Regions from separate parts of the Mus musculus genome. Here region 1 is linked to region 2. A link is a contact called in ENCODE Hi-C or POLR2A ChIA-PET data. All regions are on one chromosome and are shown on one strand. Each heading gives the region's core, a stretch centred on a gene start or an enhancer-like site at or near the end of the contact. The rest is flanking DNA. Distances are from core to core; before and after follow the strand shown.

Region 1 (2,868 bases), core at 154-2,653, 39 kb after region 2:
ATCTTCTCACAAGAAGGAAGCTCAGGTCCATCACTACCACTAATAATAGCAATACTATCTTGTATTCTCAGCGCCTCGGTTCTTTTCATAGTGCGTTCCCACAATTTTATGCTACCACAGGTCTAGGGCTATCCTCTCTGCAAAGCTCTAGTCCTTTCCTCTTAGGAGACAGGGAAACAGAACAAGACAGATCATGATGCACGGGCTGAAGGCAGCACCTTCTCTATTGGGCCAGCTGCAGTGAGCCTTCTCATCACACTACACAAGTTCACCTTATGAAATTAAACCTACACTTGTTCTCTCAAGAGTTGGCCAGAGACCAACACATATGGGCCTCGAAAGTCCAAAGGAAGGGAACCTGCTGACCTGTTAGGTCAAGAACTCCATGCCAAGCTCAGGTACCATACCGCCAACACTACACATACACACGCCCCTGGGCTACTGACAGAATTCCTTCTTTGCCAAGCAATGAAACCCGGCAAGAACTGATTAATGGAATCACTAAATCTCTCCCTCTGTGAACAACTTGCCATGCCGCCTCTCTTGTGCCTGCTGCCCTTCCTTTGGGCACGCGTGCACAACCCTCGGAAGGGACCACCGGGATCTTTAAGAACCCGAGGGGATGGTGTTTGCCTCCTGAAGCAATGCAGCATCCACCTCGAGGAAGCAGAACACGCACAGGCAGGGGACCTGATCAGAGAAGGATAAAGTTTGATTTTCCTCCCTGCGTGTTCCTAGGGGGCCGGGAGAGGGCGAGGCAGCAGCCTCCTGGGGTCCCGGGGTGCTCTCCGGGGACAGTTCCCAGCAGCATGGCACTGCCACTCTCCTGACACACCGGCAACCGCGGCAACTCCGGACGCTCCAACCCGCCCAGAGGAGGTGAGAAGGGGACAACTTGCACCGGGCTCAGTTCGGGAGCATTGGAGCAAAGCTGTCAGAAACGACGGAAGGAGGGACCGAGCCCGGAGGCGGGTCAGGGAGAGGTTCAAGTCCCGTGCCTTCCCCGCCCTGGCGTCCCCAGTCCTGCGGGAACATCCCTGCTGTCGCCCCTCCTCCTCCTCTCCTGCCTCCCGCCCGCCCTGCCTTCTCCGCCGCCGCCGCAGGCGCTGAAGGACACGGCGGCTCGGTGGCCCGCCACCCCGGGGCGGCCGCGAGTTGAGGGAAGTCGCCGGGCGCCCCGGCCTGCCCGCGGCTCCCCACGCCGCCCCGCCCTCCCCGGAGCCGCGCTCGCTCACCGTCCGGTGCTGCTGGTGCGGCCGGTGGCGGCTGACGCCCAGCCCGGGAAAGCAGCCGGCAGTCAGCGCTCCGCAGCCGCCGGCGCCCCCGCCGCCGCCCCGGGAGCAGAGCAGCAGCAGGAGCGATCTACCTGCGGCGGCCGCCATCTCTCAACTGGAAACGGCGCTGGCCCAGGCAGCGCAGCGGACGGCAGGGGCGTGGCCAAGACCCGCCACTCAGCCTCACTAGGCCAATTGCAGTCCTGAGTCAAGCCTCTGAGGCGGGGCTTCCTGCAAAGTCCAATCAAAAGGCGGGAGAATCCCGGCTTCGGGCTGTCTGTCACTTCCAGAGTTACCTTACGGGCAAATTCTAGGGGACCGGTCTCTGGCGTTCGAGCCTCTGGGAATGGAGCAGTAAGGGATTGCCCGTTCGATTTGGCTAATCTTTACCAAGTGACTTGATAAGAGAGCTAGGGGAAATAGATACCTGTGCAGAGCTTGTTCCGAGTTGAGTTCTGAGTGTTCTAAGTTGTCTGCCTAAGCACCCAACTGGTCATTTTAAGGAGGTTGGCTACAACTCTCGACCGCATGTCTAAAGTTAGCATCCATAACAGATAGCATTTGGATGTGCCGAGACTAACCCTGAATTGTAAAGTTATCCAATGGCAGTGCTGTGTAGCATGGTATTAGGTAGAATGGTTGTAGCTTCAAACTCCCAGGATGAGTACCTGCCATTGGGCTGAATGAACAGAACGCTACACAATTGAAACATCTGATTCTTTTCCCCAGCACCCTTAGATCCGCATTCCTCTCTAAAAGCAACACTGTTCGTTACCATGTTTGACCTTGGTCTCCCTTTTAAAATAAACTACAAAAACAGAAGACGCCAGCAATGTAATAAAGCCATGTAAAGATGAACCAAGTTTCATAATTTTGCTAAGATAGCAAGTAGAACACAGTTGAGAATAACTTTTTTTTGCGGGGGGGTCGGGGATACGGGGGACTGTCATTATGTTGCCCAGCCTGACCGGCAATGCTCTATGTAGCCCAGGATGACCTCAAACTCACCTCCAACCTCACCATCCCCAGTGCTGGGGGTTATAGGTATGGACCATCACACCCAGCGTAGAATTACCCTTTTTGTTGTTGTTGTTGTTTTGTTGTAGTACTTCGGATTTTTGTTGAGATTAAGTCATACTACATCCTGAGGCTAGCCTTGAACTTATGATCGTCCTGCCTCAGCCTCCTGAGTGCTATGATCACAAGCATGAACCATCATGCCTGGCTTGGACTGACCTCACTCAACTTTCTCTTGAAAACACGACTTGCCACAGGACAAGGTTTCTCAACCGATGGGTCGCGACCCTTTGCGTCAAAAGTTTTTTTCACAAGAGTTTCCCAAGGCTATCCTAAAACACAGGTATTTACATTATGATTCAAAGCAGTGGTAAAATTACAGATATGAGATAGCAACAAAAACAGTGTTATGGTTTAAGGTCACCACAGTATGAGGAAATGTATTAAGGGGTCACAACATTAGGAGGGTTGAGAACCACTACACAAGAAACTAAGTTCCTAGCAATGGTTCGTTGAATGTGGTGTAACAAAGGAAACCTGCAGTTCCTCTACTTTCTTAGACTTCCGAGCTGTTTCT
Region 2 (3,049 bases), core at 473-2,972:
AGAGAGCTGCCTGGCATTTTGACACAATGTGCTGGAAGAAACTGTTCTGTTAACATTTGGTCAAACAGGACTTAAAGGGGTGATTGTAAGACACGTGAATCAGAGTTCCTGTGCTGCTATTAAAAAAAAAAAGCCAGCTGGATGCTGTTAGTGCTAGAGAAGGGACTTAGAAACCCAAGGCCTGCGACCAACCCCAGCACTCACGCCCCCACACACACTGACAACACAGGTCAGGACACTAACAACTTGAGACAGTTACAACAGCATCACAACTCCTACAGTAACAACTGAGAGGCTCTGACGTTTAGAGAAAACAAATAAAGAGATATATTCACAAAAGCCTTTGTGGCCATTTAGAACCGATACACAAATACTTTACTAACAAGCCTCCCTTTCACACTAAAAACGTCGGGGGAACATCTTTAAAACAAACAGATCTTGGCAGAAACTTGAGAAATATCTAAAACAACCAGCCCAGGAAAGCATTCTGATTCAAAATTAACCAAAAATTAGCCAAACACTTTCTCCTCCTACCATGGTATATCAGACATCAAACAGCAATGCCTGAACTATCTACTGTTGGGACTGCTAAATGTCTAGCCTAAAATAACCAAAGGAAAAGGGGCATACTGAAAGCCTCCTCACTCACAAATTAGTGCAAATTTTAAAAGCCTATGAGAGCCCCGCTTTGCTGTAAGGCTTTTTTTTAAAGATTATAATTTAATGACAACAGCTCCCCCTTCTCTGTCCTCCAAACTCTCCCATACTCTCCTCCTCTCCTCAGTCTCTGCTTTGATGTTTTTCTGTATCAGTTAAAAAAGCCTAATTCCAGGAGCCAAGCATGTCCTCACAGCCGTGTTACCCAGGGCTGCAGAAGGCAAGAGCAAAAGGATTGAGAGTTCAAAGACAGCCTAGGCTACATTAGTGACGTTTTGTGTAAGACAAAAAAGAGTAACTTAATTATTTTTAATTATAAAACTACAATCCAGGATAACTTCCAAAAGAGTGGTAGGGCATAACATCTCCTTCTTTAAAAAAATTGTGTGTGTGTGTGTGTGTGTGTGTGTGTGTGTGTGTTTAATGTATACTTTTTTTTTTTTTCAGGAAGGGTGTCATGTAGCCCAGGCTAACCTCAACCTCCTATTGCTACTGCTCCTGCCTTTTAAGATCTGGGATTTCAGGCAAGTGCTACCAGGCCTGGCTCTGAAATTTGAAAGCGTCCTAGGGACACATAAAAAAATCTGAAAATTGATCTGGGGTAAACACTTTTATTCCATCTCTCAGCCTGCTTGCCCATCCTGTGCATCTGCAGCAATGCCAGGACCACTGAACCTCTTAACTAAACAGGAAGAGCTGCTAATAATGATTTTCATAAGACCTACAAACACTCAATGTGCCCCGCATTCTAGCACATTGGTGACGTTCACACCAATCTGCTGCTTGCCAGACTCATCTTTTTAGTTTTCAAATTCCACGTCAAGTAACAATAAAGCCCCCTAAAATTTTTAAGTAAAATTGAGAGGCCTGAGCCACTTAAATAACCCCAAATCCTAAACTAACACTTAGTAAGATTAACAGTGGAGGAAGAGGGTGTGGCTTGGGGTTGGTTCCATTTACAACCTATTGACTGAAGTATCTTAGCAACACTTTCCCTAAACACTCCCAGAAGGCAAGAGTGGGTCAGAGTCCCGCTTACTCAATATGCATTAAGGGGCCAGCCCTTGGTCTCTGAGGATGTAACAGAAGCCATCTGAGGGACAGCAAAGATGTCTGCTTTAGCAGGAAACATTTTCACGAGAGATAGCAGCCTTTTCTCCCACTCGCTTCCTTTTAGAACTAGCATCCTCTGACATTACAGCCATGCTAGGCAGCAGCAGTCAGGGAGGAAATGAATCACAGAAATTAGTCAGGATTTCCTATTTAGTTACTTAATAATCCAAACCCGGAGGCAGGAGGTAACCCTGAGCAAGCAGAGCGATCTGCCAAAGCCAGGCTTTTTCTAGCACTTAAACAAGCTAAAGGCAAAAGGGAAACGCGCATATCCAAACCCAACGTCCACGTGTGCACTTGGGTCTGAAAGCACATGTAGGCACACACAAGAGGATGTGTCTTCCTGCCCACCACAAAGGCTGATGGCTGACATTCTTGGAAGACAGGCTAACAGGAGAGAGGCAGAACATGTATATTTCATCATAATTTTACAGAATTGAAGACCCAAAGACCAAACGAGAACCACACATTTTTTTTTTAGGCTTAGGTTTGCTGACTCACAGACAGCCATGTTGAGTTATGAGTAGACCAAAAGGTATGACGGAAGGCTAAAGACCACAGCCTGCCCAGATGTTTCTTTTCCTCCCTGTGTAGTACTTTGCCCTCCCAAGGCTGGGACAAGACCGCTGTGAGCTGGTCTACATGGCCTTATCTTTATGGCTAGCAGAAGGACAGATCAGCAGGGGAAGATTAAGGTAATATTTGTAGGTTTTATGGCTGGCTTTGGAAGAAAGGGCTCTGGTTTCTGTGACCTCGCTTGGGGAGGAGGAATGAATTCTAGTTTCTGTGCTTTGCCTTGGGAGAGAATGAGGGAGGGATGACACACAGGAAAAAGACAGGAAATGAGCGAGAAACCTTCGCACACTGTTTTCTGAGCTCCAGCATATGAAAAGGCTGATACACCTAGAGATTTCTAGTCACTGACTATGGTTTGGATTGTTTTTTTTTAGGAACTTCGAGGAACAAGCTGTGTGTTTCTGTTGGTACACAGGTTTTTAGAGACACGGTCTCATGAAACCCAGGCTTACTACTGAGCTGAGGGTAACTTTGAACTTCTGATTTGCCCGTCTCATTTTCTGCAGGACTATGGGCAACACCAAGCCTACTTTATGCCAGGCAGGACATTGAATCCAGAGCTAGGCAAACTCTGGGATATATCCTCAGACCTAAGTTCTTTATGTTGTAACTGTTTTAAAGTATTATTGTTTATTTGCAAAACAAGAGCATTGCTTTACAACTGTTTTTTTATAGAGTAATATATATTCACTATAAAAGCTAA

Evidence for each region. A loop is a pair of places that touch in the nucleus more often than their neighbours do. ChIA-PET counts read pairs that join two places held with the same protein, here RNA polymerase II (POLR2A).
Region 1: a loop to region 2 is called in a map of heart, with 3 times the contacts of the local background. The contact joins the promoter of Mcu here to the enhancer-like site in region 2. A Hi-C loop is called at or near these places in 6 of 37 maps with a recorded cell type or tissue (gastrocnemius, heart and left cerebral cortex). POLR2A ChIA-PET finds 5 or more read pairs at or near these places in 3 of 5 experiments (Patski and embryonic stem cell).

The regions. Positions count from the first base shown.
Region 1 is chr10:59,615,289-59,618,156 of GRCm38, forward strand. Mcu (mitochondrial calcium uniporter) reads right to left here and starts at 1,404. Exons shown (of 8, transcript NM_001033259.4): 1 at 1,236-1,404. The coding sequence starts at 1,382.
Region 2 is chr10:59,576,314-59,579,362 of GRCm38, forward strand. All of the region lies in intron 1 of Mcu (mitochondrial calcium uniporter), which reads right to left. It overlaps Gm40671 (a long non-coding RNA gene), which reads left to right. Exons shown (of 2, transcript XR_871744.3): 1 at 1-2,465. Among named protein-coding and RNA genes, the nearest start is that of Gm40671, 2.4 kb to the left of the region's middle. Within about 2 kb of position 1,723, at least 2 of the 3 ENCODE cell types and tissues checked have a DNase peak (open chromatin) inside an H3K27ac peak, as active enhancers do; they include heart and left cerebral cortex, where a contact is called at or near this core.